2 separate regions of the Homo sapiens genome follow, and region 2 is linked to region 1. A link is a loop called in an ENCODE intact Hi-C map of the cell type or tissue named here. Cell type or tissue: endothelial cell of umbilical vein. All regions are shown on one strand. Links, peaks and the distances in the headings refer to the core of each region. The heading gives the core; the rest is flanking DNA. Region 1 overlaps LOC105372932 (a long non-coding RNA gene). Region 2 overlaps HLX-AS1 (HLX antisense RNA 1).

Evidence for each region. Hi-C counts contacts between places; a loop is a spot of excess contacts. Peaks named below come from ENCODE experiments on the same cell type or tissue, not always from the same donor. Only the 100,000 strongest peaks of a DNase experiment are listed, where the experiment ranks them.
Region 2: a loop joins it to region 1, with 10 times the contacts of the local background. A loop is called at or near these places in 1 of 110 quality-filtered maps.

What each region holds. Positions count from the first base shown.
Region 1 is chr1:221,386,371-221,402,484 of GRCh38, forward strand. The region is part of intron 3 of LOC105372932 (a long non-coding RNA gene); the gene reads left to right. Among named protein-coding and RNA genes, the nearest start is that of LINC02817, 58 kb to the left of the region's middle. In endothelial cell of umbilical vein, for the core only: no CTCF peak of the experiment used is centred there; DNase peaks (open chromatin) are centred at 6,221 and 7,931; H3K27ac peaks cover 1,696 bases.
Region 2 is chr1:220,834,964-220,851,077 of GRCh38, forward strand. All of the region lies in intron 1 of HLX-AS1 (HLX antisense RNA 1), which reads right to left. Among named protein-coding and RNA genes, the nearest start is that of LINC01352, 14 kb to the left of the region's middle. In endothelial cell of umbilical vein, for the core only: no CTCF peak of the experiment used is centred there; a DNase peak (open chromatin) is centred at 8,898; H3K27ac peaks cover 883 bases.

The DNA of each region.
Region 1 (16,114 bases), core at 5,479-10,478:
GGTTTTGAGTGAGTTTCTTAATTCTGAGTTCTAGTTTGATTGCACTGTGGTTTGAGAGACAGTTTGTTATAATTTCTGTTCTTTTACATTTGCTGAGGAGTGCTTTACTTCCAACTATGTGGTCAATTTTGGAATAAGTGCGGTGTGGTGCTGAGAAGAATGTATATTCTGTTGATTTGGGGTGGAGAGTTCTATAGATGTCTATTAGGTCCACTTGGTGCAGAGCTGAGTTCAATTCCTGGATATTCTTGTTAACTTTCTGTCTCGTTGATCTGTCTAATGTTTACAATGGGGTGTTAAAGTCTCCCATTATTATTGCTTGGGAGTCTAAGTCTCTTTGTGGGTCTCTAAGGGCTTGCTTTATGAATCTGGGTGCTCCTGTATTGGGTGCATGTATATTTAGGATAGTTAGCTCTTCTTGTTGAATTGATCCCTTTACCATTATGTAATGGCCTTCTTTGTCTCTTTTGATCTTTGTTGGTTTAAAGTCTGTTTTATCGGAGACTAGGATTGCAACCCCTGCCTTTTTTTGTTTTCCATTTGCTTGGTAGATCTTCCTCCATTCCTTTATTTTGAGCCTGTGTGTGTTTCTGCACGTAAGATGGGTTTCCTGAATACAGCACACTGATAGGTCTTGACTCTTTGTCCAATTTGCCAGTCTGTGTCTTTTAATTGGAGCATTTAGCCCATTTACATTTAAGGTTAATATTGTTATGTTTGAATTTGATGCTGTCATTATGATGTTAGCTGGTTATTTTGCTTGTTAGTTGTTGCAGTTCCTTCCTAGCCTTGATGGTCTTTGCAATTTGGCATGTTTTTGCAGTGGCTGGTACTGGTTGTTCCTTTCCATGTTTAGTGCTTCCTTCAGGAGCTCTTTTAGGGCAGGTCTGGTGGTGGCAAAATCTCTCAGCATTTGCTTGTGTGTAAAGGATTTTATTTCTCCTTCACTTATGAAGCTTAGTTTGGCTGGATATGACATTCTGGTTTGAAAATTCTTTTCTTTAAGAATGTTGAATATTGGTCGCCACTCTCTTCTGGCTTATAGATTTTCTGCCGAGAGATCAGCTTTTAGTCTGATTGGCTTCCCTTTGTGGGTAACCTGACCTTTCTCTCTGGCTGCCCTTAACATTTTTTCCTTCATTTCAGCTTTGGTGAATCTGACAATTATGTGTCTTGGAGTTTCTCTTCTCGAGGTGTATCTTTGTGGCGTTCTCTGTATTTCCTGAATTTGAATGTTGGCCTGCCTTGCTAGATTGGGGAAGTTCTCCTGGATAATATCCTGCAGAGTGTTTTCCAACTTGGTTCCATTCTCCCTGCCACTTTCAGGTACACCAATCAAATGTAGATTTGGTCTTTTCACATATTCCCATATTTCTTGGAGGCTTTGTTCATTTCTTTTTATTTTTTCTCTAAACTTCTCTTCTCACTTCATTTCATTCATTTGATCTTCCATCACTGATACCCTTTCTTCCAGTTGATTGCATCAGCTACTGAAGCTTGTGCATTCGTCGCGTAGTTCTCGTGCCATGGTTTTCAGCTCCATCAGGTCCTTTAAGGACTTCTCTGCATTGGTTATTCTAGTTAGCCATTCATCTGATCTTTTTTCAAGGTTTTTAACTTCTTTGCCATGGGTTCAAACTGCTCCTTTAGCTCGGAGAAGTTTGATCGTCTGAAGCCTTCTTCTCTCAACTCGTCAAAGTCATTCTCCATCCAGCTTTGTTCCATTGCTGGTGAGGAGCTGTGTTCCTTTGGAGGAGGAGAGGTGCTCTGATTTTTAGAATTTTCAGTTTTCTGCTCTGTTTTTTCCCCATCTTTGTGGTTTTATCTACCTTTGGTCTTTGATGATGTTGACGTACAGATGGGTTTTTGGTGTGGATGTCCTTTCTGTTTGTTAGTTTTCCTTCTAACAGTCAGAACCCTCAGCTGCAGGTCTGTTGGAGTTTGCCGGAGGTCCACTCCAGACCCTGTTTGCCTGGGTATCAGCAGCGGAGGCTGCAGAACAGCAAATACTGGTGAACAGCAAATGTTGCTGCCTGATCATTCCTCTGGAAGTTTTGTCTCAGAGGAGTGCCCGGCCATGTGAGGTGTCAGTCTGCTCCTACTGGGGGGTGCCTCCCAGTTAGGCTACTCGGGGATCAGGGACCCACTTGAGGAGGTAGTCTGTCCATTCTCAGATCTCAAGCTGTGTGCTGGGGGAACCACTACTCTCTTCAAGGCTGTCAGACAGCGACATTTAAGTCTGCAGAGGATTCTGCTGCCTTTTGTTTGGCTGTGCCCTGCCCCCAGAGGTGGAGTCTACAGAGGCAGGCAGGCCTCCTTGAGCTGCGGTGGGCTCCACCCAGTTTGAGCTTCCCAGCCGCTTTGTTTACCTACTCAAGCCTCAGCAATGATGGGCGCCCCTCCTCCAGCCTCACTGCTGCCTTGCAGTTTGATCTCAGACTGCTGTGCTAGCAATGAGTGAGGCTCCGTGGGCGTAGGACCCTCTGAGCCATGCAAGGGATATAATCTCCTGGTGTGCTGTTTGCTAAGACCATTGGAAAAGTGCAGTATTAGGGTGGGAGTGACCCAATTTTCTAGGTGCCGTCTGTTACCCCTTTCCTTGGCTAGGAAAGAGAATTCCCTGACCCCTTGCACTTCCCAGGTGAGGCAATGCCTCGCCCTGCTTTGGCTCACATTTGGTGCGCTGCACCCACTGTCCTGCACCCACTGTCTGACAGTCCCCAGTGAGATGAACCTGGTATCTCAGTTGAAAATGCAGAAATCGTTTGTCTTCTGCGTTGCTCATGCTGGAAGATGTAGACTGGAGCTATTCCTATTTGGCCATCTTGGAACTGCCCCTGCACTGATACATTCTGACCTGATAATTCTAAATTTGGGAATTTATCCCAAGGAATGAATCTTAAATACAGCAAAAGCTTTATGCATCAAGATATCAGTTTCATCATTGTTTCTATTTGTGTGACATTGAAAACAATCTAAATGTCCAACGGTGGGGGAATTATCCATAAATCGTGATATACCCACATGATGGAAAATTATTCAGCTTTCAGAAGTGCTATAAGATGGGGAAAATGTGTATTAGAAGGTGATGTAATGTTAAGTAAAATGTGCAGTATGAGCTCAATACATAATAAAACCTGTATAGAAAAAATAAAGGATGGAAATAGGGGAATAAAGATTTTGGGGGTAATTGTCATTGAGTGAAATTTTTCTCTTTGTGTTGTTCTTCATTTTCCAAAGTTGATGTAATGAGCATATATAACTTTGTAAATAAGGAAAAATAAAATTCAGAGGAAACACTGGGTTTTCACTGCTTTCCAGAGAAAGAGCAGGTAGAGAAGCCATGTGGTAGCTGCCTCTGTGCCCTGCTGGGAAGGCAAGGGATAAAGGAAACTTTCCTTGATGCGGCTCTTGGGGCTTCCCTTTAAGCCTAGTGTCTTGACTTGTGCTCTGATGAAAAGGGATCTACTGAGATTTGGAGAGTTTCTAAGTTTAGCATTAATCCCACCTGAATAAGAGGTTTGAGTAAACTTGCAGGAGGGAAGGGGTTTCCGTGTTTATAAATTTTGGAGTTCCCTTGGGGATACAATTGCCACGGAAGTCACCACCACTTGACAATAGAAGAACCAAGAGCTATATCTCATTGTTATACCTGTTATACCTCATTGAGTTTCAGTTGAAATGTACCCCTTCCCAGACCATCCTTCTTTACCTGGTGGGTTCTAAGTACAGGCTCTAGAGTCAGACTGCCTGTTGTTAGATCCTGGTCTCCACATTTAGCAGTTGTGGACCATGGGAAAGTTTCTTTACATCCCTGAGCTTTAGTTTCCTCACCTATAAAGTGGGGATAATAATTGCCCCTATTTTATGGGATTCTAAAGATTAAATGAGATAATTCACACAAAGTGCTGAAGAAATGCACATAGAAAACATTCATTAGATTAAGTTGTTATTAGATGTGATATATTAGCAGTTTTAAAAATTAATTATAAATTTTTAAAATGATTTATTTTGAGTTTACTTGTTTATTATGTTTCCCTTATTCATATATGATCTCCATAAAGGCGGGGGCTTTGTTTCTCTTATTAATAAGTAAAACAGAGCCCAGTGCATGGTGAGTGCTCCAGAAAAAATTATTTAATAACAGAATGATCACATGTGCATCTGATAAGGATCAATACTCTTCCCTGACTATAAGGATTTGATTGAGTCTACACTATCTGATGTGGATCCATTAGGAAGATACTAGTGGTAGGGGGTCTCTTAGCAGAGGGGAGTGCAACGGTGAGAGTATGATGAGGGTAGATACAAGGAAGGGTAGTTGTTCACCACAGTAGTGGACATGTAGCTGAATCCAGAGCTGATGTGAGAGGCCAGGGCTTCAAAGGGCCAAGGAGATAAAAGAAGGGAATGTGGCTCCAGTGCAGAAGACAGGGAGGGGTCTGAGAGTGTTGTGAGGACAGGCTGTGTGCATGAGAAACCATCTGTATAGGACCCCCAGCAAGGTCACAAAGAGGACAGTTCTATCTCAAGGACTGAGTTCTTTCCTGGAAGCATAGCTAGGACTTTTGTTATAGAAGCAAGTCAAGGAAGAGAAAAATTTTAAAGAGTAGATAAAGGAAATGGCCCTAGAAAAGTGACTCCCAGGCCCACATCAAATACTACTTCCATTAAAAACCTTCCTTGATTAATCCAGCGCAGCCACTTACATGGCATTTAGCTTTCACTGTCTTCTATTTTGAATAATTTGTGTTCAGTACTTATTTGGACTACTGAATTATACACTGAAGTTTTCTCCAACAGGATGGTTTTGCCCAATTTTGTGACATCAATGGGGAAAAAAAAGCTAGACTGATTAAATCATGCCTCAAATGCCTTTTTGAATGATTAGAAGTTGATATACCTTTGACTCCTTCTGGGCCTCAAACTGTAATTTCCTTAAACAGTTCACAATTCCAACTCTCTCTCTTTCTATCTTTTTCTTCCTGTCTCACATCACTGCCAAAATTTGTCCTAAATGTTTAAGCTATGCTTGTTGTATTAGTTTTGGATTTGTAGGGGCCAAGGAAGAACGTTCGCCTTCGTCCTCTGAAGGTTCGCTGAAAAGTCAACTTGCAAAAGGCAGAGGAATCAGAGTAAAGGCATACAGATTAAGGTGTATATATGGGAGCCTTTAGATGAAGACCCAAAGATACAGAGGAAATTGTCCATTTTTATGCTTAGGTTCAACAAAATTCCGCAGACAGCTATGTAGAAATATGAATGGAAAAAAAGGGTATGATGTAATGCTAATAGATGGACTGAGGAAACCCAGCAAGGCCTGTCTAGATTCTGCTTGGCCTCTCTGAGCATGCATTCCTTCCTTCTGGATATAGGGCAGAAGCCTCTCTGGAATGAGGATCTTATGACCTACAGTCAAAAATGTTAGCCCAGGTAATTTCTTTATGGTCAATTTTTACGCAGAAAGATAGAGGGAAAGTTAGAGCAATATTTTTAGGTTTTATGGCTGGCTTTGTGGAAAAGAGGTTCTGGTTTCTATGACCTGCCTTAGAGAAGAGGGCTTCTAGTTTCTAAAGAATTCTCTAGTTTCTACAGATTCTCACCTTGGGAGAGAATGGGACTGAGAGTTAGGGGGGCAGGAGAAGGTCAGAGAAAAACTTTTGCTTCTGAGGCTTTCATTTTGGGGTATTATTTTTGGAGCCCCAGCAACTTCCTTCATATATTTATGCAGATTGCTGTTGTCTAAAATGGTAAACTTTTAGAAGATGGGCACTGTCTTTATTGGTGTATTAGCATCTCTGCACTTTGAGTTAGAACAGTGATACTAAGCCCTAATTTTTCATTCTCCAGGTGATATTTTTTAGTGACATCCACTTTTTCTTCTTTGATAGTTCTAACTCCTTGACTAATTCTCAAAATAAATTCTTTTCAATTAACCATAATTTACAAATACTATGTGCAGAGAGTATTTCTAAGGTTATTTGGAAGCAGCAATATAAACATTTGTCATAACTCCTCCCAAATTGGAAATGGATCTATGAGAGGATAACAGCTAATAGTGTTACTATTCATATGTATAAAAGTGACTTAATTGATGAGGGTGAGGAGCAGGGCAGGTTAAATCTTTCCTTTTATGAATACTGTTGTTTCCTGATATGCCTAGTTTCAAGAAGTTGGGCAAGCTAGAAGTTGGATTATGACTTCATCACCTATGACTCACATGGAATGCACAATTTTGATCCAAAACTTTTGTTCTAATAAGATTTCAACTTCCAAACATTGGTAGCAATGAGAGCCAAGAGCAGGAATGTGACAGTGTGCCAGGTTGATCACAGTGTTTAGGGTTTTGTTTTTTTTTTTTTTGTGAAATGAAGTCTCACTCCATTGCCCAGGCTGGAGTGGAGTTGTGCAATCTCGTCTCACTGCAACCTCCACCTCCTGGGTTCAAGAGATTCTCCTGCCTCAGCCTCTTGAGTAGCTGGGACTACAGGCACGTGCCACCACACCCAGCTAATTTTTTGTATTTTTAGTAGAGAAGGAGTTTCACTGTGTTAGCCAGGATGGTCTCAATCTCCTGACCTCGTGATCCATCCGCCTCGGCCTTCCAAAATGTTGGGATTACAGGCATGAGCCACTGCACCTGGCCTATGCTTTCTTTTTAACAAAAGTTGTTTTCAACAAAATTTGACTTTGCTCAAGAATGGCACTAGTTTTTAGAAAAATTTTGGAGTGGTGAAGTCAAGGAATTTTCAACTGAAGTAGATCATGTGCTCATTGACAGCAGCAAAATGGCATCCGTGGGGGATCCTAACATAGAGGCACCATTTCTCCACTCAGGGAAAGGATTAGGCATAGAAATGCAAACATCAAGCTTTGCTTGGTACACTATTATTTCCTTGCTGAACTCCAGATGATAAGGTAACCAACTGGCCCTGAAATCGTAAGTGGGTGAATTCAACTATCAGATGCTTTACTGTGATAAAAGTGTCAATAATATCTCAGACTTAGGCAGTGCTTTGTAGTCTACAGAGAACTTTCATCTACTTTCTCTCACTGGATCTTATCACTTGATTCCTTATGATAGGCAAAGTTAATATGCATATTATCAAGTCCAGGTCTAGCTCAGTCCTTGCTGCATACATTATTCGTGCTTAACTACTTATAGAATTGAAGTTGTTGAATCTACGGTTTCAGATAAGAAAAGAATGTTTAATGATTTCTGCAAACTCAGCCATACCAGGTGAAACTGCTAAGACTTAAAGCCATCTTTTATGCCTTGTGTCCTCTGATGTTGCCATTGGCGCTTGTAAGAACACTTCTTTTCCCCAAGTCACTGTTGATACCAAAGAAAGCTATTATCCCCACATCTATCCCTGGTGCCACTGAGCGGTAAGGATTTGAACAAGCTTGAGAATAGTGTTTAAAGTAATTAGTTCCATATTAAAAAGAAAAAGAAGAGAGAGTAGGAAGGAGCAGTAAGCAGAAAGATGATTAAGGCTTTGGGTGTGGATCAGAATGGTATTTAAAATAAATACAACAAAAGTTATCCAATAATCAGTAAACAGTAATATAATTAGAATTTTTTTTTCCTATTTACTTCCTTTAACATGCAATGGGGGGAAATGGTAACAAAAAAAAAAGTCAAGGACTCAATCAAACAGATGGTTCTCAAGTTATTATTTTCTCCTTACTGTTGTTTACAAGAAAAAACTCCTTTAACAAACCGTGACTCACAGATTCCAGTGGGACCAGAAATTCTCTATGTGAAGGAGAGGAAAATAGTGGGAAGAGAACCCGCATCATAAACTTTTATTATGCACATTATTATGCCTCATTAATTAACCCAACCACTGTCCTAGTGACGTCTTGGGCTCACTTCACAGGAAAAAATTAGTCTGGATTGCCAAGTTAAATAGACAATTACAGGAAGATCAAATTATGCCTACATTGCATTCTGTCAGGGCATCAAGCCAAATTCATGTCAAACTCATAAGACTGGAATATCCTTAAAAAAACAGCCCTGAAGAACCAATGTCACAAGCCATTTGACGTCCACACGGAGGATGTATTGATCTTGCCTGAGCTTCCTTTCTCAGAATCGCATAACAGACCAAGAAAGAGGGCTTTCTGAGCATCTTACTCTCTTCCACACAGCAGCTGGCTAGATCCTTTGTTATGTACAATAAAGCACAATGAAACAGGGAAAAACATCCCACCTCATGAGCTCCATCCCTCATCCTGGCTGGCAGCTGTCACAGATCTGAAGAAACAGCTTAGACATTTAAAGAGAACAATGAAAATCCCCAGTGTAGGTTTTCCACAGTGGAACCCTTGGTTCTGTCCATGATCTTGAGGAACACTTTTCCAAAAAATCTGAGCTGAGGCCAAAATGAATAAAGCTCACCCCAGATTTTCAGAACCCACAGTGGAATGCCTGATGTCCCCAGCACCAGAGACAACACGATACTGGAGAGAATAAGAACAATTGCCACAATGCTTTCAGGTAAGGTGATGTTTGCTGGTGGTTCAGGACTCAAAAAGAGAATTGAATGTGTCTTGTATCTACTGAGGAATGAAAGTTTAAGAATTTAAGTGTGGAAGACTGGATGCAACTTGGAAAGAAAGCTTCTTCCTGATTCCCATTCTGGGACATTCCTCCTTTATAATCAGAAGTGTCTACCTGAAGCCTTTTTCCATGTTACTTCCATTTTATGAAGAACCCCCGCTCCCTCAAGTGGTAGAATCTATTTGCTCCCCTCTTGTGGTTTTCTATGAAACAAGAATTATGTTTTAAGAATCCTGAGCTCAAACCTAAAGAAGACTAGCAGGTTACATGTTATATCTCTGAAAAATCAGCTGACATATAAGTTCCGCTCCCTTGGAATCACCATATTGTGAGGAAGCACAAGCTAGCTGAAGGAAGCACCACATGGAGGAGAACCAAAGAAGTCAGAGAATAATGAGAACTTACCCATATGGCTTCTGTTAAATTGTCCCAGCCAGCTGTTACTGGTCAGCCATCCTAGCTCATGCCTGGAAATTGCGGAGTAGAGATGAGCTATCCCCACTGTGCTCTGTCTGAATTGTAAGCAAATAAATGGCTGTTGTTTTCTGGTGGCAAGTGTGGAGAGATATTTTTCCATGCAGATGACTAGAATACCCTCCAAATCTGGCATGGATGCTTCTCCTGTGATCTTTGTGCCATTGCGGACCTCCAGCATGTTACTATCCTGCTGCAATATCCAAAACAAAGATGTCTTTCTCTGGCCTTCTCCCTTGCCCCAATTTTGTCCTCTTTAAGGATGTGGAAACTTATTATCTTAATAGTCGTCACAATTTCTCTTAGGGAGGGAATTCTCTTCATTTGTAAATATAAGTTTCTGAGCCCCTGGGGATTGAATGCTCTGTGGGCAATAGTCAAGGCTTCCAAGAAAAATGGCTAAACTTGTCTGCCTAGGAAAGGAAGTGTTTTGGAATGTAATGAGAGAGAGAGGGACAGAGAGACAGAGAGACAGAGAGAGACAGAGAGAAAGGGAAGAGAGAGAGCTCTGAAGAGGCCCCGGGAGGCAGAAGATCTCCCCTGTGTAGGGAGGCAACCAATGGACAGTTCCCTATGACCCATGAGAGAAACTAAGGCACATATTGAAATGAAAATGACTACTGTAAAATTTGAATTTGCCTGGTGTTTTGACATGCTATATCCCTTCCTCCTTGTCCATCTCTTCCCCATAAAACCACCATATCTTACCACACTCATACCAAAAGCATGGGCAACAAAAGAAAACATACATAGGAGAGGTGGAGTAAGATGGTAGAATACAAAGCTCCACTGATTGCTTTCCCTCCCCACATCCCCACCAAAGACACCAAGTTAACAACTATCTACACAGAAAAAAACACCTTCATACAAACCAAAAATCAGGTGAACACTCACAGTACCTGGTTATGACTTCGTATCACTGAAAGAGGTGCTGAATAAATAGAAAATACACTCCTGAATGGCTGATGCCACCCCTACCCCACCCTGGCAGCAGAGGTGTGATGCAGAGAGCTTCTCTAGGTGCTGGGAGAGGGAGAACACAGCAGTTGTGAGGCACTAAACTCATACTGTCCTGTTAGAGGAGAAAGAAAAACAGCTGATCAAATTCACCAAACTCAGCGGATGCCCACCCACGAAGGGAGCATTTAAAGGAGCCCTAGGATGAAGGGAATCACTGATCCCAGCAGTTCAAACTTGAGTACCTTCAAACCTCACCATCAAGGGCTACAGCACTCTGTGTCTTCAAGTAAACTTGAAAGGCAGTCTAGGCCACAAGGGCCACCAATCTTAGATGACTCATAGTGCTGAACCAGGCCTACAGACAGTGGACTGGAGTGGGGGCACACAACATACTGAGAGGCCAGCTGGGGCAGCCAAGGGAGTGCTGGTATCATCCATCCCATAACCCCAGGTGGCACAGCTGGAGGCTCCAAAAAAGACCCACTCCTTCTGCTTGAGGAGAGGAGAGGGAAGAGTGGGGAGGACTTTGTTTTGCATCTAGAATACCAATTCAGCCACAGTAGCATAGAGCACTGGTCAGAGTTGTGAGGCTTCTTTTCCAGGCCCTAGATCCCAGGTGACATTTCTAGAGACACCCTGGGCCAGAAGGAAACCCGCTGCCTTGAAGGAAAAGACCCAGTCCTGGCAGCATTTATCATCTGCTGACTGAAGAGCCCTTGGGCCCTGAATAAGAAGAAGTGATACTCAGGTACTACGTCGAGAGCCTTGAGTGAGCCTCTGAGACTTGCTGGCTTTAGGTGAGACTCAGCACATTCCAAGCTGTGGTGGCTATGGGGAAAAATTCCTTTGGCTTGAGAAAAGCAGGCGGGAAAGTAAAGGGGACTTTGTCTTGCACCTTAGGTACCAGCATAGCCACAGAGCAGTAGAGCACCAAATGGGCTCTTGGAGTCCCTGATTCCAGGACTTAACTCTTAGATGGCATTTCTGGTCCTGCCCTGGGCCAGAGGGAAGTCCACTGACCTGAAGGGTGAGTCACAGGCCAGGTAGCATTCATGACAAGCTGATTTAAGAAACCTTGGGTCTTAAGGGAACATCAACAGTAGTCTGGCAGAACTCCTCGTGGCCTGGGCTGGCAGTGGCTGTGGGGTGAGGCTCTTCTGCCTTTGAAGGGAAGGGAAGAGTGGGAAGGACTGTGTCTTGTGGTTTGGTGCCAGCTCAGTTGCAATAAAATAAAACACCAGGTAAACTTCTAAGGTTTTTGACTCTAGTTTCTGACGCCCAGACAGTACTTCTGGACCCACTCGGAGGCGAGTGGGGGGACCTTGCTGCCCTGAAGGGAAGGACACAGGCCTGGCTGACTTTGACACCTGCCAATTGTAGAGCCCCAGGGCCTTGAGTGAATTGTAGAGCCCCAGGGCCTTGAGTGAACAGCAGGCAGGAAGTGGTTACAGCAGACCTTGGCTGAGACCTAATGCTGTGCTGGCTTCAGGTCTGACCTGGTGCAGTCATAGTGGTGGGGGCCACAGGGATGCTTGTGTTATTCTACTTGCAGCTTTAGGTGGCTCAGAACAGAGACAGATAGATTCTGTATGTTTGAGAGAAAGTAAGGGAAGAGGAATCTGCCTGGCAATCCAGAGAATTCTTCCAGATCCGGTCCAAGACCATCAAGACAGTACGTCTATGAGTCTGTGAGAACCATAGTGTTACTAAGTTTGGGGTGCCTCCTAAAGCAGATACAGCTTAGATCACAATATTCAAGCCCTTTCAAATATCTGGAAAGCCTTCCCAAGAAGGATGACTACAAATAAACCCAGACAGTGAAGACTATAATAAATACCTAATTCCTCAATGCCCAGACACTGACAAACTTCCACAAGCATCAACATCATCCAACTGAAAACATGATCTCACCAAATGAACTAAATAAGGCACCAGGGACCAATCCTGGAGACACAGAGATACATGACCTTTCAGACAGAGAATTCAAAATAGCTACTTCGAGGAAACTCAAAGTAATTCAAGATAACACAGAGAAGGAGTTCAGAATTATATCAGGTAAATTTAACAAGGAGATTGAAATAATTAAGAACCAAGCAGAAATTTTGGAACTGAAAAATGCAGTTGGCATACTGAAGGATGAATCACAGTCCTTTAGCAGAATCAATCAAGTAGAAGGAAGAATTAGTGAGGTTGAAGACAGGCTGTTTGAAAATACACAATCAGAAAAGACAAAAGAAAAAAAAGAGAAACAATAAAACATGCCTACAGGATCTAGAATATAGCCTCAAAAGAGGAAATCTAAGAGTTATTGGTCTCAAAGAGAAGGTAGAGAAAGAGATAGGGTAGAAAGTGTATTCAAAGGGATAATAACAGAGAACTTCACAAACCTAGAGAAAGATATCAATATCCAAGTAGGTTATAACCAAGAAGGTTATAGAACACCAAGCAGATTTAATTCAAAGAAGCCTATCTCAAAGCATTTAATAATCAAACTCCCAAAGGTCAAAGATAAAGAAAGGATCCTAAAAGCAGCAAGAGAAGAGAAACAAATAACATATGATGGAACTCCAATACATTTGGCAGCAGATTTTCAGTGGAAACCTTACAGGCAAGGGGAGAGTCACACGCCATATTTAAAATGCTGAAGGAAAATAACTCTTACTGTAGAATAGTATGTCTGGTGAAAATGTCCTTCAAACATGAAGGAGAAATAAAGGCTTTCCCAGATAAATAAAATATGAGAGATTTTGTCAACACCAGGCCTATCCTATAAGAAATGCCAACTTGAATACTTCAATCAGAAAGAAAAAAATATAAGCAATAGATAATCAACAGAAGGTATAAAACTCACTGCTAATATTAAGTACACAGAGAAACACAGAATATTATAACCCTGTACCTGTGGTGTGGAAACTACTCTTATCCTAAGTAGAAAGACTAAACAATAAACCAATCAAAAATAAGAACTACAACAACTATTTCAGACATAGTTGGTACAAAAATATATAAATAGAAACAAGAAAAAGTTATGAAGGGGGGAGACAAAGTTAAGGCATAGGGTTTTTATTAGTTTTCTTTTTGCTTGTTCCTGCAAATAGTGTGAAGTTGTTATCAGGTTGAAATAATGGGTTATAAGATAGTATTTGCAAGCCTCATGGTAACCTCAAAAAAAAAAACATACAATGGATACACAAAAAATTGAAAGCAAGAGACTAAATCCTATCAGCAGAGAAAATCACCTTCACTAGAAGAAGACAGGAAGGAAAGAAAGAAGGAAGAAAAGACCATAAAGCAGCCAGAAAACAAATAACAAAATGGCAGGAGTGAGTCCTTATTTGTCAATAATAACATTGAATGTAAATAGACTAAACCCTCCAATCAAAAGGCATAGGCTGGCTAAATGGATAAATAAAAAAACAAGACCCATTGATCTGTTGCCTGCAAGAAACACACTTCACCTATAAAGACACATAGGCTGAAAATAAAGCAATAGAAAAGATATTCTATGCCAATGGAAACCCCCCAAAAAAATATCAGGGGTTGGTATAATTCTATTGGATAAAATATATTTCAAGACAAAACCATTGAGAAGAGACAAAGAAGGTCACTATATAATGATAAAGGGGTCAATTCAGCCAGAGGAAATAACACTTGTAAATAAATATGCACACAACACTGGAACACCCAGATATATAAAGGAAATATTATTAGAGCTAAAGAGAGAGATAGGCCCCAATACAATAATAGCTGGAGACTTCAACACCCTTCTTTCAGCATTGGACAGATCTTCTAGACAGAAAATCGCAAAGAAACATCAAACTTAATCTGCACTTCAGACCAAATGCATTTAATAGATATTTACAGAATATTTCATACAAGAGCTGCACAATACACATTATTTTCCTCATCACATGGATCATTCTCAAAGATAAACCATATGTTAGATTACAAAACAAGTCTTAAAACTCAAAAAACTTGAAATAATATCAAGTATCTTCTCTGACTACAGTGGAATAAAACTAGAAATTTATAGGAGGGATTTTGGAAATGATACAAATACATGAAAATTAAGCAACATGCTAGTGAATGACTAGTGGGTCAATGAATAAATGAAGAAAAAAGCTGAAAAATTTCTTGAAACAAATGATAATAGAATCACACCATACCAACATCTATGTAATACAAAAAAGCAGTAAGAGGGAAGTTTATAGCTATGCATGCCTATGTCAAAGAAGATGAAAAACTTTAAATGAACAATTTAAAAATGCATCTTAAAGAACTAGAAAAGCAAGAGCAAACCAAACCCCAAATTAGCAGAAGAAAAAAATAATAAGAATGAGAGCAGAAAAAGATATAATTGAAATTTAAAAAAATACAAAATATCAATGAGACAAGACATTGGTTTTTTGAAAAGTTAAACAAAATTGTCAAGCCTTTAGCAAGACTACTAAAGAAAAAGAGAGAAGATCCAAATAAATAAAATCAGACATAAAAAAGGAAACATTAAAACTGATATTGCACAAATTCAAAAGATTATTAGTGGTTACTATGAGCAGCTATACGCCAATAAATTGGAAAAGCTAGAATAAATGGGCAAATTCCTAGATACATACAACCCACCAATATTGAACTGGGAAGAAATCCAAAACCTAAACAGACCAATAACAAGTGACAAGATGAAAGCTGTCACAAAAATTCTCCCACTAAAGAAAAGCCTGGGACCTGATGTCTTTACTCCTGAATTCTACCAAACATTTAAAGAAGAATTAATATCAATTCTACTCAAACAATTCTGAAAAATAGAGGAGGAAGGAATACTTCCAAACTAATTCTACAAGGCTCTTATTATCCTGATACCAAAGGCAGATAAAGACACATGAAAGAAAAAAAGAAAGAAGAAGAAGAAAAAGAAAGAAAGAGAAAGAAAGAAAGAAAAAGAAAGAAAAAACTACAGGCCAGTATCCCTGATAAACACTAATGCAAGAATTCTCAAAAAAATACTGGCAAACCAAATTCAACAATACATTAGAAAGATCATTCATCATAAACAAGTGCAGTTTATCCCTGGGATGCAAGGATGGTTCAACATACACAAATCAGTCAATGTGATACAGCATATCAACATAATGAAAGATAAACACCATATGACCATCTCAATTGATGCTGAAAAAGCATTTGATAAAATTCAGTATCCTTCATGATAAAAACCATAAAAAATGGGGATAGAAGTGTACCTCAGCATAATAAAGGCCATATATGTTAGACCCACAGCTGGTATCATATTGAATGGGGAAAACCCAAAAGCCTTTCCTCTAAGATCTGGAACATGACAAGGATGCCCACTGTCACCACTGTTATTCAACCTAGTAATGGAAGTCCTAACTAGAGCAGACTAGAGAGAGATATAAAGGGCATCCAAATTGGAAAGGAAAAAGTCAAATTATCCTTATTTACAGGTAATATGATTTTACGTTTGGAAAAACCCAATGACTCCACAGGAAAACTATAGAACTGATAAAATATTCAGTATAGTTTAGTGATAAAAAATTCAGGATACAAAATCAACATACAAAAATCAGTAGCATTTCTATATGCCAATAGTGAATAATGTGAAAAAGAAATTAAAAAGTAATCCCATTTACAATAGGCACACATAAAATTAAATACCTAGGAATGAACGTAACGAAAGTAATGAAAACTGTAAAACACTGATGAAAAAAATTGAAGAGGACACCAAAAATAAAAAAAAATTGCATGTTCATGGATTGAAAGAATCAATATTGCTAAAATGCCCATACTACCCAAAGCAATCTGCAGATTCAATGCAATCTCTATCAAAATACCAATGACATTCTACACAGAAATAGAAAAAGCAATCCTAAAATATATATGGAACCACTAAGCAAAATGAACAAAAGTGGAGGAATCACATTACCTGACTTCAAATTATACTACAGACCTATAGTAACCAAAGCAACATGGTACTGGCATAGAAACAGACACATAGATCAGTGGAACAGAATAGAGAACCCAGAAACAAATCCACACACCTACAGTGAACTCATTTTCAACAATGGTGCCAAGAACATACCCTGGAGAAAAGACAGTCTTTTC
Region 2 (16,114 bases), core at 6,409-11,408, 550 kb before region 1:
TTTTTTTTTAGCAATTGTTCTAGGGATTGCATATGCATCCTTAACTTATCACTTAGAGCTAATATTGCATGAAATATAAGAGCAATATGCAATATGATAGCAATGTCCTGCTGATGCTTTGGGCTTAGAGATTACCACAGAGAAAGACAGCCTCTGAAAAGAGCAGTGCCTGAGTGGAGGTTCTGGGCATTACTACATACCTAGGAATTATAGCAGAATGCAACATCATCCTGAAGTGCTTAGAAGCGTGCCCCTTTCCCAACTCACTTGGAGTCTATACAATCTAGGCATTTGACTCTCCTCCAAGGTATATACGAACAGTAATGGTAGCTGATAGGATTTCAGAAGAAAAAAAAAAAAAAAGAGAATTCTGAGGAACACAAACATCAGTAAAGAAAGGCCAAAAACTGAACAACATATACCAGAGGAAGCAGAGTTAAGGGTCTGGGAAGAACAGGAATATAAATAAATGTAATAAGTATTTTCAAAATTCTAATAAAGGATGTTGGAAACAAGAAGCAGATATAAATTATGAATAGGAGCCAAATGGAAATACAGGGTAGAAAAAATATAATAGTTGAAATAGAGAGTTCAGTGGGATGAAAGTATTTTTTCTTCCTTCCATTTCTTTAAAATATATGAGTGTTTAAAGCAAAAATTAGAGTACTCTCTTTGGGGTTTATAATGTATTGAGATATAATATGTATGTAACAATAGCACAAAGGCTGGGAGTGGACAAATGGAATTATACTGTTGCAATATGCTCTTATATTTCAGGCAATATTAGCTCTAAGTAATAAGTTAAGGATGCATATACAATCCCTAGAACAACTGCTAAACAAAAAATGCGAAGAGGTAAAGCTAAGTAGCCAGTAGAGGCGATAAAATGGAATGCTAAAAAATATTCAGTCATTCGGGTGCGGTGGCTCATGCCTGTAATCCCAGCCCGTTGGGAGGCCATATAAAACCCAAGTTTCTACTTTATGAAACTAGAAGAAGAAGAGCAATTAAACCCACAGTAAATATAAAGAAAGAAATGCTAGGGATAAGAGAAGAAATCAATCACATACAAAATAGAAAAATAATAGAGACAACTAACAAAATCAAAAATTGGTTATTTTGGAAGATTAATGAAGTGAAACATATGTCCACAAAAAGACTTTACAAGAATGTTTATAGCAACTTTATTCATAATAGACAATAACTGGAAACCAATGTCTATGAATAGAAGAATAGATAGATCAATGTGGTATAGTCATACAATGGTATACTACTGAACAATACAAAGGAAAGAACTGTTAGAACACACAACAGCATGGATCAATGTCTCAGACATGCTGAGCAAGAGGCAAAACAAAAGGGAGTAGATACTTTATGATCCCATTTATATGAGGCCAAGAACAGGAAAACAGACAAAAATCTATGGTGAAAAAAATAAAATATAAGAAATGGCTGCTGGTGGGAAGGTGGTTGACAAAAGAACTTTCTGGGATCATGGAAATGCTTTATATCTTGATAGCTGTGTGGTTAGATGGGTGATTTCATTTACCACTACTCATCAAACTGCAGTTAAAATCTGTGCATTTCACTTCTGAAGATTGTATATGAAGAAGAACTGTAAGCAAACATTAAACTTATTATGAAGTTTGCTTGTTGAAGTAGTAATGGTTAGCAAAAGAGTAAAAATATTGAGGATAATGGGAGCCAGATTTCCCATTGTTGGAGTTACAAACACAGCAAGAAGGATGAGTAGAATGTACTCTGTGTTGTTGAATTGAGATTAGGGGTATCAGTCTGAACATCAGTATAATAAAATACATGATATATTATATATATTTCCTAGCCATTGTCACCTGAAAAGACCTAAAAGCCATGCCACATCGGCGGCAATGGTTCTATCTAATGCCCAGATCCTGGTTTCTAAATACCACCTTCCATTAAAAGAAATCAGCGTTCTTTGGAGAAAAGGCTGATTCCAGGGCTGGGGCAGAAGTCAACAATGAGCCTAGAACATCTTGTTTGTGCTGGAAAGTCAGGAAGTGCTTGTCCAGTAACGAGGATATGTTAAAACCATATTGGAGCTAGCCTGAAGTGGCTGTCACAGGCCAAATCTATTATAATTTTATAATTGAATAGTAATAAATTAAACTCATTTGACAAAATGAAAATCCATTGATCCATATTGATATTGTCAGTCAATGAATAAATAAATAAATACGGGTAAAGAACAAGCTCTTCCTTACAGCAGAAGGAATGTTGGAGTTAGAAAATTATCAATGGGTGCTAAAACTGAAAAGTGAAAATTTAGGGAAGAAAAGAACATTTACATTGTCTCAAAGGATCTTGCAAAATATTACTTATTAGTTACGAAGGTGAAAATACTACCCTTACAGTGGAGAAATATGGCAGTTTTCACCTTACATCAAGAAGCTTTAGACAAACCCAAATTGAGGAATATTCTACAAAATAACTGATATGTCCTCTTCAGAAAAGTCAAGGTTAAGAAAAAAGGCTGAGAAACTGTTCCAAATTAAAGGAGGTTAAAGAGATAAGCCAACACAGCACAGTGCATGATCCTGGACTGGATACTGGTTTGGGAGAGCAGAATAGCTCTGTGCCCAGTACTGGGACAAATGTTACCATTTGAATATGCAATGTAGATTACATAATCATATTGTATTATGTCAGTGTTAAATATCCAGATTTTGATAATGGAACTGTGACATATAAAAGAATGTTTGTGTTTTTAAGGAAATAAACATTGAAATATTTAGGGATAAAGGGGCTGATATCTCCAGCTTACTCTCAAATGATTAAAAATGCCTACATATAAATAGATAGAAATAGGAAGTAAGGAAGCAAATGGGGCAAAATATGAAATGATTAATAAATCTAGGTAAAGAGTATATGGGCATTTCCTGCACTATTCTTTCAATTTTTCTTTAAATTTGAAATTGTATCAAAATTATAAGTTACCAACAAAATCCATGGGGAAAGGATTGTTTAGTAGAGGCAATCGAAATAGTGAGGAGTTAAAGGCAACCATAAATCTCTTCCCAAGGAACGAATAGTTATGTCAGACACAAATAATGGAATACAATGCAGAGTCAGAATTTTTAAATTATTTATCTGTCATCTATCTTATTTATCAATCAATCTTGAAAGGACAACATGACTAAATCTCAAAAATATATTTTTGCATGAAAAAGTAATGAATATAACGAGATCCACAGATAAATACGATTTGTGTACATTAATCACATATATGCAATAATATCATCATATTTACAGGTATGGACCTAACTAAGAACATAAAGTAGATACCCAGGAGTGGGTGCTTATGGGAGAGAAATGAATGAAAGTCAGGCTGGAAGAATAAAAGGAGAAAATAATAAAGTAAAATAACATAAGAAAGGAGCCTTGCAAGGGATGATGATGATGATATGACATGGACAGAAAAATATGATTAAGTTAAATATTTGCCACTGGTGTCCCAAAAATAGGAGGTGGTGGAAGAAAGGAAACAAAATGTGGAGTCCCTTTCAAGATGCCATTTAGACTCAGGTTTTTAGTTGATTCATTCATAAAACACATACTTGCCTGTGCACCAGGCACCTTGCTAGATGCTGGGAAAATAGTTTGAACGAGATAGGAACTAGGAACATCTTACAGTCCAGGAAACTAACCCCAGTGAGTGTTAGTATGTCACCGGAGAAGGCCAAGGATGGTATTTGCGATGAGGAAAGTTCAGAATAACTACCTTTTGCTGAGTTTGCCCAATTAATTCTGCTTCTATGAATGAATCATAGGAAGCCACTTTACCATTTCCCTTCAATTTATGCCTCCTTGCTATTTGGAGAATTTCCTTTAATTCCTGTTCTCTGTAATGTATTATCAATTTTGTTTTGACTAACTTGATCTGTTAAACTAGCCCTATGCACTGTTAAGAGTAATCCTCATAATCGTGAAGCCTGTCTATACCATTCATTGGTCCCTTGTTACTGTTCTTTTCCGTAATACTTGGTAGACATGTCGGGCCCTTCCTATGAAAAGCATAGGCTCTTTCTGCTCCCCTCAGGCCTATCATAATACTTTGCATTTGTTACACTCTCAGTTATATGGAATTAATAAATAAAGATATGCTAAATTAACTCAGGAGCAATCTAGTTGTGACATCTTGACTCTTGGGTTTCTACCCAAGTATCTAATCATTGCTATTGTATTTTAGAAGAAAAAAAATTTGTTAAGCATTTTTACAAACCTTAACATGAATTACTATACCTTTAGTCATTGGCAGTTCAGGATCCAACTAAGGAGAAATATATTTTCCCACAGATGGTCTAGGACGCAAACCACATTGTTTGTACTTTTGAAAAATAAAATAAAAATAAGATATTGCAAGAGCTTTGAAGTGCGTGGGTAACAATGGCAGGTTCCTTTGTTGAGCAGCGGATTTTCCTAATGCCACTCAGCTAGATTCTTATCAAACATTTCTGATCAGGAGACAATGAAAATGACCCAGCATGAATAAAAGAACAGATGAGAAATGTGCTGTGATAAAGGCTGAAAAGGAGGCAGGCAAGTGCCTGGGTCTTCATTGAAAACAAATAACCCGAGGTGGGGAGAGAGGCTCGCTTTATCTTTGGCATTCTTTTTATAGCTCTGATCCGGAATTGTTTTCCCTTGAAAATGAATGGAGTGCCAGGGAGAGCTGCTTGATCTTATTCTCTGGCCTTTTCATTGCACTGTGCAGCCATTTTAATGAGTTATTTCTCACAGTCGCCCTACCAGGCAGGTCATCATCAATATCCTTGTTTTCCAGGCAAAGCCTAAGTGAGGCAAGGGCTGAGGGTGATTCAGTAATGGGTCTTAATTATGTGAGGTTCATGTGGCTGAGGATGGCGAGCAGCTGTTTTGGGGAGTCTCTCCTGAGTTCAGAGGAGAAGGTATGAGCAGAGCTGGGGCAGGGGCAACATTACAGCAAAAGGAGTTCTGGACTAGGAGAGTGTTCCCTGCATTATCATGGAGGTTTCTGAGAAGAGGAATCTGGCTTCTGCCTCTTGGTTTGTACCACCAAAGCATCTACTAGATGCTATAGATGTACATCTCCCAGAAAATAAATGCTCAGTTGGTCGATTGATGAATGATATGAACAAGTCTTTATGTAGGGATATTTCGACCAAAGCTAGGGACAGATTGATCCGGTCCAACTTGACCTACCAAGAAGAAAAGACCAAAAGATTCTACGAGGTCACTGGCATTTCTTAGGATGCATAAGTAGTACTTATCTGCCATTAACACTGTTCAATTTAATTCAAAGTTCAGTCAAGTTAATGCTTTTGATCATCTGCTACATGGAAGGTGATAGACAAGGCTCTGGGTGGATTGCAGAAATAAATCAATTATGGCTCCTGCCTCATAAAGTGAAAGGTAGAGTGGGAGAGAAAGAAATGCATGCAACTTCTTACAATACAGGTATCTGAGAATATGAGAAGTGCTATCTTAGAAATTCAATTAGTTCATGAGACTATGGAAGAGGAAGTGAAGAATTCCAGTTTGGGCATTGGGAGTGAAGGGATAATAACTACACGTATTAACATTACTATGTGCCATGCAGATGATAAGTGCTTTACCTGAATTATTTTATTTAATGCTTACAACTGTATACAATAAGTACGAATGCGATTTTAATTTTCTTCATGATCATACGGAAGCAGAGAGCAGTTAAGTAACATACTAGCAAGCAGCAGAGGCAGAATTGAACTAAGGCTGTCTGACAGCGCTTAAGCTAAGTTTAAAGAAAATGCATGGATTTAGCACATGTTATATTCCAGTCTCTGGGTTAGGTGTTTAATATATATTATTTATTTACTTCTATAAATAACTCTAAAAATTATATTATCTCCCTTTGACACATCTGAGATTCAAAGAGTTTAAATGACTTGATCAAGTTACATGGTTAATAAATATCAAAAGGCACTTTCCTGCCCAGACTGGTGTGGCCTCATGCTGTGTCATTTCCACTCTCCACAAGGCTGCTTCAAGTAGAAAATAGTCAATGCTTCCTCAAGACCTCAGGAACCCCAGGCAGCTAGCCACGTCCAGCTGAAGGCAATTGACAGATCTCAGGCACGGTCTCTTAAAAGCCTCCAGCCCCCTGTAGGTTCAAGCCCATGGATAAACTGCCATCTGGAGCCCTGCAGCATCAACAGACTCAGGTAGAGCTTTCAGCCCTTCAGAACTGGTCATGTTGTCCCCAGGGTAGTTGTATTAGTTATCTATTGCAGTGTAAAAAATTACAGCAAGTTTAGTGGTGTAAAACATACATTACTATCTCATGGTTTCAGCATTCAAGCATCTGGCCATGGCTTAACTAGGTCCTCTGCTCAGAGTCTCACAAGGCACAAAGTATTGGCCAGTTGCATTTTCATCTGGAGCTTGGGCTCCACTTCCAAGCTCATGTAGGCTATTGGCAGAATTCAGTTCCTCCCAATGGTAGGACTAAGGTCCTCAAGTCCTAGATGCTGCCTCCCTCCAGAGGCAGTTGACAGCATGGCTGTTTGCTTTTTAAAAGCCTGCAGGAGAGCATCTGTTATGGACTGAATGTTTGTGTTCTCCCCCAAATCTGTATGTTGAAATCCTAACCCACAATGTGATCATATTAGGAGATGGGGCCTTTGAGAGATTATTAGGCCATGAGGATGGAGCCCTCATTAATGGGATTAGTGCCTCTATATAAGGAACTCCAGAGAGCTCTTTGGCTCTCTTTCTGTCATTTGAGAAGGCAGCTGTCTACAAAACAGGAAAAGAGCCCTCACCAGAACCTAAACATGCTGGCACTCTGATTTTGGTCTTCCAGCCTCCAGAACTGTGAGAAATAAGTTTCTATTGTTTACAAATCACTCTGTCTGTGGTAATTTGCCATAGCAGCTCCAAGGGACTAAGGCAGTGCCTCGTTCCTGAGGAAGGACACATGCCTCCTTTAAGGACTTTCATTTGATTAAGTCAAACCCTTGCAAAATAACCTCATTTTTGGTTCACTCAAAATCAAATGATTTGGGACCTCAATTACATCTGCAAAATCTCTTCATTTTTTGCAATATAATGTAGACAAATCACAGGAATGATATCCCACCCTATTCACAGGACTTGCCCACACTCATAGGGAGGGAATTATGTACAGCAAGTACACCATGGAGCAAGAATTTGAGGATCGTCTTAGAATTCCACCTGCCATGGGGCAAGAATTTGAGAATCGTCTTAGAATTCTGCCTGCCATGTGAAACTCATTCCTAGCACCGTGGATGCTTTGATCTCCTTCTGGCTAAAACAGGACCTCGTTATCTAGGCAGAGCCAGAGAAGAGTCTATATATGAGCCACATGCATTTTGGAATTGCCTGTCTCCATTTGCTTTTGTGCAGGGGTCACACACCACCATCAGTGAGGTTTGGCCATGGGTCAGCATTTCTGATGAAAGATTTCATGGGAAAAGGATGACATTTATGTCAAAAGTTGATTTGGTGGTTAGCTTTGGTGATTATCTTTTAATTATCTCTGCTTCCCCTCTCCCCCATTGTTGTTAACAGTCAAGACTTAGTTGTGCATATTATTTATTGAAAGAGCTAAAGAGGAAAAGGCCAAGGCTAAAGCCTAATAACTGAGAGGAAACAAGTCAGAAGACATCTAAATGTCAATTGATGGAATTGGCTTCTTGACTTGAAGATTATATCTTTAAACAGTCTTGGGAAACACCATTTTAATTCAACAAAGGAATTCTTATAAATACAATTTAATTGCTTTTTCAAGGATTGTCTATTGAGACCCCACATTAGGTTTTGTTTTGTCTTGTTGTGTTTACCATTTTCTTGCTTGCACACTTAGCCCCAAAGGGACTGGAGAATAAAAGAAGGCTAAGCCTGCAACACTAAGCACATTTGTAAGAAAGCAATTTAGGGAAAGCAGTTTTCAGTTTCATTCAAAAGTGTCCAATATTTCAATATTCCTAGACATTTCTTGCCATAGCAGTGCCAAAATAGAGACAACTTTTGCCCTGTAGTCAACTCTGATGATGAGCCATTTTTATTGAATCAAAAAGCCCCAAAACTCCCACCACAACTCTGATCAAAATCTGATCCTTAGAATGTCGTTAAGACTGAATAGGAGTTTTATTTCTACCATCTTCCACCGCTTTATTGATTAACTCTGCTCAGAACACAACCAGCTCACAAAGGCTCAGCTCCTAGAATTGGATGAGAAAGGTTTTTTACCAGAGAGAAGGGCAGAGGGATTTTTGTGGACTGACATCTGGGGCCCAGACTGGGACCACTGTGAGCCTGGAATATTCTTTCAGTCCTCCCCTCCTCATCATCCACCCATTTAAGACCGCCTCAAACTTGAAAGTCCTGATGACTTCACATATCTTGCTGGGTCTGTAATGAAGATGCTTATAAATATTACAAAAGATTTATCACTTTAGCGTGAAATTCTCTGATACCAGCAGGGAGTTTTTAAACACAACTGGCAACAAGAAGCATATGGTCAGAGATTCAAGTTACTGCTTTCTTTCTTTCTTTTTTTTTTTTTTAATTGTTGTCTGCCAAGGACAATATATTTTTTTCCCTTCTTCAAAATAAACATTGTGCAGGAATGTGCCTCAGCAAATGGCTGGGGCTCTATTATATTTCATGCAGCTTTCTAAACAATTTTCAACCCTGGGCTGGCCTGGTGTCAAACAGAAGGCAACCAACAATAGCAAAATCCCATTAAAGCCAAGAAGGTTCCTTCCTGAGGTGAACCTGGCCAGAAATAGTCATCTTGGCTCATTCTCCAGTTTGGCACTGGGGACTAATAATGCACGGTCTCCTAATGGAAATTATCTAATTTCATCCAAGAGCTCCTCCAGAGAGAGCCGGGCTGACGCACTAACAGTCAATATAACAACATTCTTCTTGAAGTGCTGAACAATAGGCCTTTGGAGAGACTGTGATAAACCACGTCAGACTCCGGACAAACACGAGTGTAAAAATAGGCATCAGAGGCATTGACACAGCCACCTAATTTCTCAGGAGGGAGGCCCACAGAGGAGGGATTGTTCAGAATGCTTGTTGAGAATACTTCATCAGAAGTAGTGGGAGAAGGATAGTGAAGAAAGAAAGAAAAGGGATGGGGAGAGAGATAAAAAGAAGACTGAATAAGATCAAGAATGGGGAAAAAATAAGAAAATGATAAATGAAAGAGAGGAGTTAATTCTTCATCTGTGGTACAACTGTCCATGGTCTGCTAATATAAATCAAACTTTGGGTGTGATTCCCATTAACATCATGGGGCTGTGTTTCAAATGCTCTGTGCGAAGAAAAGCCAGCAGGAAATAATGCTCCATTTAAGGAGATATATGTATGTATATGTGTATATATATATATATCTCACATATGTATATAGGAGTTCTGTGAATTTACCACTATTCTAAGACCAACAGGATCATCCTGAGGCATACATTTGGTTTTAAGTTTCCTCATGTTATTACTTGTTTTCTGAATATTTTTAACCTCCTCTAAATTTTAAGCTTCTGAAGAGTAGGAACTGGCTTGTGTCTATAACGATTATCCACATCAAGACAATAAGTATCAGTCAAAAGTGTTGATTGGTTGATTATTCATTGAGCCTAATAGTCTTGAAACATCAGAGAGTCTCTCATGAGTGGGTATTTCAAGAAATAAATTTCTCCAAAATGGGTAATTTCAAGGCCCAAATCCATGTCAACACCTCCCTGATTCTGCACCCACTACCACCTTCCTACTTCCCTTCCCCACCAACAAGCTAGAAAATGGCGTGGGTTCTGGAATACAGAATGGCTTCCCTAGACTACAGGGCCTAAGATAGACCATGGGACATTCTCCTTGGGCCCAACATGTGAATTTGCAACTCTAGGCTGATGCAAGAGAACGTATTCTAGCTATATTCACACCACTGGAATAATATTCACAGTCTGAATCAAGATGGTGGCTCAAGCACATGCCTGCTTTCCCTGCCCAAACCCCAATCCAGATATATATTCAACATACAGATAACACTGTGTCTTGGGAGGGAAATTCTGTGTCTGGGGGATACCAGAGTGAAGAGCCTACTTCTTTAGATATGCTTTTGTACATTTTCAAGGTTGAACTCTGTGAATATAACACTATTCAAAAATTTAAAATTAAGTTTAAATAAGCTAATTTTAGAGTATCAATATAAAATAAAATGGAATTTAAGGCCAAATGCATAAAAGGAAAAATGAGACATATTTATATTGATTAAAAGTATACTTCATGGCTGGATGTGCTGGCTCACGCCTGTAGTTCCAGCACTTTGGGAGGCTGAGGCAGGAGGATCACGAGGTCAGGAGTTCAAGACTAGCCTGGCCAACATGGTGAAACCCTGTCTCTACTAAAAAAACAAAAATTAGCCAGGCATGGTGGGCACCTGTAATCCCAGCTACTCAGGAGGCCATGGCAGGAGAATCACTTGAACTTGGGAGGCGGAGGTTGCAGTGAGCTGAGATGGCACCACTGAACTACAGCCTGGGCAACACGAGTGAAACTCCATCTCAAAAAAAAAAAAAAAGGACAGTTAACTAAGAAGTCACTTAACTTCATGAATCTAACAACTTCGAAATATACAAAACTGATAGAAATATAAGGAGAACCTAATGATGCATAAAAAATAAGACTACACAAAAAGAAGGTATTATATAGTAATAGCATTTGAATAACATACACATATCTCATAGATATATGTAAAAGTTGGTATTCAAAAAGACAACACATTTTAAAAAACATACAGAAATTTACAAAATCAGTTCATATGTTGAGCCACAGAGAAAATATCAACAAATTCCAAAGTAAACAGGGTCATGCAAGTTGCATTCTCCTAGTGCAAAGCAATAAAAATGGAAATTAATGAAAGTGCTAGCCACATAAACACACACATATAAATCTGTCCACTTGGAAGTATAAAATATCCCTCTATGTTCTTGGGTATAAAAGCAAAGCAAAACTATTTAGAAATAAATTATGAGAACTCTTATCAAAATAAATGGGACATAATCAAAGCAATACTCAGAAGAAATTTTGCAGTTTTAAAATGCATTTTTCTTAGAAAATAAAAGATTGAAAAATAATGAAAGCATTCAACTTAAGAATAATAGCAAAAACAAAATTAATAAAGTTAAAAAAGAAAAAATAGAAAATATTATGTGCACATATATTAAACCATTTTAAAAGGAAAATATTGTGTGTCCTTGGGATTTCTTTTGTAGAATACATTAAACTGGATAGATGTTGTCAAATATTTATTTAAATAAAGTATTGGCCAGGTGTGGTGGCTCATGCCTGTAATCCCAGCACTTTGGGAGGCCAAGGTGGGCAGATCACGAGGTCAGAAGATCGAGACCAGCCTGGCCAACATGGTGAAACACCACTTCCACTAAAAATACAAAAATTAGCTGTATGTGGTGGTGCATGCCTGTAATCCCAGCTACTCAGGAGGCTGAGGCAGGAGAATCGCTGGAACCTGGGAGATGGAGGCTTCAGTGAGCTGAGATTATACCACTGCATTCCAGCCCGGGCAACAGAATGAGACTCCATCTCCAAAAATAAAAATAAATAAGTATCAGTAAAGATGATTTCTGGTGTGTTTTGCATAAAATATTGCTAGGATTAAATTACAACACAAGTAAAGGATTTGATGCAGTGCTTGTACCAGAATAATTACTATTTAGCTGCTATTATTACCATTAAATATCTTTTTGTGACAGGAAAATCACAGAAGAAGTTCATTTTAGTGTTAAAAAATTTTTTTTTAAATTTACTGGACTAAAACCTGCTTTCATATTGTCTTTCTCTCATTCGCTCCGTTAATGGTTACCTTACTCCTTGTCTCTACTCCCCCAATCTTAAAACCTGAATCACGGTACTCTTTTTCATACAGGACACATTTTCAAATATACGGTGAAGAAGGATGGGCCATTACACATGTGCATAGTTTTCACTTCTCTTATCAGGTGAAACATTCCCAACTGTTTATTTTTCCTTACTTAAATGAAAAGGAATCTAGGTCTTCCACCTTCTTTTAAAAAATATTTTATTTTTTATGGATACATAATGGATATACATATGGATGTACATGTGGTAATGTAATACCTTAATATAATTTGTAAAGACCAAATCATTGTAATTAGGGTATCCATCACCTCAAATATTTGTCTTTTCTTTATGCTAATAACATTCAGATTATTCTCTTCTAGCTATTTGAAATATATAATGGGGTACTGTAAACTGTAGTCGTACTACTCACCTATCAAACACTAGGTCTTATTTCCTATGTCAAACTGCATATTTATACTCATTAATCAACCTCTCTTCATCTGCTCCTACTCACTACCTTTCCCAGCATCTGCTAATCACCAATTTACTCTCTATCTTCATGAAATTCACTGTTTTTGCTCCCACATATGAATGAGAACATGTGATATTTGTCTTTCTGTGCTTGACTTACTTCACTTCACTTCACATAATGACCTTCCATCCATGTTGCTGCAAATGACAGAATTTCATCTTTTTATGGCTGAATAGCATTCCACTGTTTATATATACCACATTTTTTTATCCATTCATTCACTGATGGGCACTTATGTTGATTCCATATTTTGGTTATTGTGAATAATGCTGCAATAGACATAAGAGTGCAAACATCTCTTCAATATACTGATTTCATTTCTTTTAGATATATACCCAGTAGTGGAATTGCTGTATCATATGGTAGTTCTATTTTTAGTTTTTTGAGGAAACTCAATACAATTGTTATACTGGCTGTACTAATTTACATTCCCAAACACAGTGTACGAAATTCCCATTTCTCCATATCCTTGCTAGCATTCATTATTCCTCGTATTTTTGATAAAAGCCATTTTAACTGGGGTGAGATGATATCATATTGTGGTTTTGGTTTGCATTTCTCTGATAATTAGTGATGTTAAGCATTTTTTCATATACCTGTTAGCCATTTGTATGTTTTCTTTTGAGATATTTGTGTTTAGGTCTTTTACCCATTTAAAAATTGGATTATTTGTTTTTTTGCTACTGTGTTGTTTGAGGTCTTTATATATTCTGGCTATTCAATCCCTTGTCAGATGGATAGTTTGCAAATATTTTCTCCCATTCTATGGGTTATGTCTTCACTTTGTTGATTATTTCCTTTGCTGTGCAGAAGCCTTTTAGCTTGATAATCCTATTTGTTGATTTTTGTTTTAGTTGCCTGTGCTTTTGAGGTCTTACACAAGTAATCTTTGCCCAGGCCAATGCCATTGGGCATTTCCCCAATATTTTCTTTGAGTAGTTTTATAGTTTCAAGTCTTAGATTTAAATCTTTAATGCATTTTGTTTGAGTTTTGTATATGAGGAGAGATAGGGCTCTAGTTTTTTTCTTCTACATATGGTTATTCAGTTTTCCCAGAACCATATATTGAAGAAATTGTCCTTGCCTCATTGCATGTTCTGGGCAACTTTGTTGAAAATGAGTTGGCCATAAATGCATGAATTTATATCTAGGTTCTTTATTGTGTTCCATTGGTCTACATATCTGTTTTTATGCCAATACCATGATGATTTACTTACTATAGCTTTGTAGCATATTTTGAAATCAGGTAGTGTGATGCTTCCAGCTTTCTTTTTTTCACTCAGGATTGCTTTGGGTATTGGGGGTCTTCTGTGGGTCCATATAAATTTTAGGATTCTTTTTTCTATTTTTGTGAAAAACGTCATTGGTATTTTGATAGGGATTGCATTGAATCGGTAAATTGCTTTGAGTAGAATAGTCATTTTAACAATACTAATTCTTCCAACCCATAAACTGGAATGTCTTTCCATTTTTGCATTTCCTTTTCCATTTATTTCTTCAGTATTTTATAGTTTTTCTTGTAGAGATCTTTACTTCTTTGATTAGATTGAGTCTTAAGTATTTTATATTCTTTGTAGCTATTGTAAATGGAATTACTTTCTTGACTTCTGGGGTATATAAGTGCTACTGATTTTTGTATGTTGATTTTGTATCCTGCAACTTTACTGAATTTGTTTATTAGTTCTAATCCTTTTTTGGTGGAGTCTTTAGGATTTTCTAAGTATAAGATCATGTCAACTGTGAACAAGGCTAATGTGACTTCTTTCTCTCAATTTAAATATGATTTATATTTCTTTTTTGCCTGATCGCTCTGGCCAGGATTTCCAGTACTACGTTGAATAAAAGTGGTGAAAGTTGGCATCCTTGACTTGAAGTTGGCATCCTTGACTTGTTGCAGATCTTAGAGGAACGGCTTTCAATTTTTCCCTGTTCAGTATGATCAGTTAGCTGTGGATTTGTCAATGTGACCTTAATTACTTTGAAATATGTTCCTTCTATACCCAGTTTGTGGGTTTTTTCCTCATGAAAGTATGCTGAATTTTATTACTTTTTCAGCATCTATTGAAATGACTATATGGTTTTAGTCCTTGGTTCTGTTAATGTGATGTATCATATTTATTGATTTGCATGTGTGGAACCGTTCTTCTATCACTGGGATGACTCCCACTTGATCACAGTGAATGTTCTTTTTGATGAGTTGCTGAATTCAGTTTGGTGGTTTTTGTTAAGAATTTTTGCATCTATTTTTATCAGTAATATTAGTCTACAGTTTTCTTTCTTTTTGTGTCCTTGTCTGATTTTAGTATCATTTTAGTATCAGGGTAATGCTGGCCTCACATAATGAGTTTAGAAGGATTCCCTCCTCTTCAACTTTTTTTGGAAGAATTTGAATAGAATGTTTGGTATTAGTTTTTCTTTAAATGTTTGGTTGAGTTTGGTAGTAAAGCCATCAGGTCATGGCTTTTTTAAAAAACATTTTTTTTAATAGAGGCAAATCCTTGCTCTTTTGCCCAGGCTGGAGTGCAGTGTTGTGATTATAGCTCACTGCAGCCTCGAATTCCTTGGCTGAAGTGATCCGCCTGTCTCAGCTTCCCAAGTAGCTAGGACTACAGGCATGCACCACCAAACCCAGCTACTTTTTTTTTTTATTTTTATGTTTTGTAGAGACGGGTTCTTGCTGTGTTGTGCATGCTGGTCTTGAACTCTTGGCCTTAAATGATCCTCCTGCCTTGGCCTCCCAAAGTGCTGGGATGACATGCATAAGCCACCACGCCTAGCCTGGGCTTTTCTTTGTTGGGAGACTTTTTTATTAAGCCCTCTATCTCATCACTTGTTATTAGTTTGCTGAGGTTTTCTCTTTCTTCATGGTTCGATCTTAGTAGGTTTTATGTGTCCAGGAATTTATCCAGTTCTTCTAGGTTTTCCAATTCATTGCTCTGTGGTTGTTCATAATAATCTCTAATGGTCTTTGTATTTCTGTGTTCTCAGCTATCATGTCTCCTTTTTCATTTATAATTTTATTTATTTGAGTCTTTTGTTTTTCCTTAGTCTGGCTAAAGATTTGTCATTTTTATCTTTTCAAAAAATAGACTTTTAATTTTGTTTATCTTCTGTATTTTTTTAGTCTCAATTTCATTTATTTTTACTCTGATCTTTAGTATTTTTTCCCTTCTATTAATCTTGAGTTTGGTTTGCTCTTGCATTTCTAGTTCTTTGAGGTGCATTGTTAGGTTATTTATTTGAAGTCTTTCTGCTTTTTTGACATAGGCTTTCATTGCTATAAAATTCCTTCTTACTATTGCTTTTGCTGCATCCCATATTTTGATATGTTATATTTCCATTTTCATTGTTTCAAGAAATTTAAAAATTTTGTAATTGACCCTTTGGTTCTTCAAGAGCACGTTGTTTAATTTTAATGTGTTTGTGCATTTACTGAGGTTCCTTTTATTATTAATTTCTAGTTTTATTTCATTGAGATAAGAAAAAATACTTGATATGATTTCTACTTTTTTGAATTTGTTGAGACTTGTTTTGTAGCCTAAGATATGTTTTTGTAGCCCAAGATACAGTCTGTTCTTCAGAATCTCCCCTGTGCTGATGAAAAGAATGTGAATCCTGCAGTCATTGGGTTAAATGATCTGTTATTGTCAGGCTTATTTGTCTAGTTTGTAGTTTAAC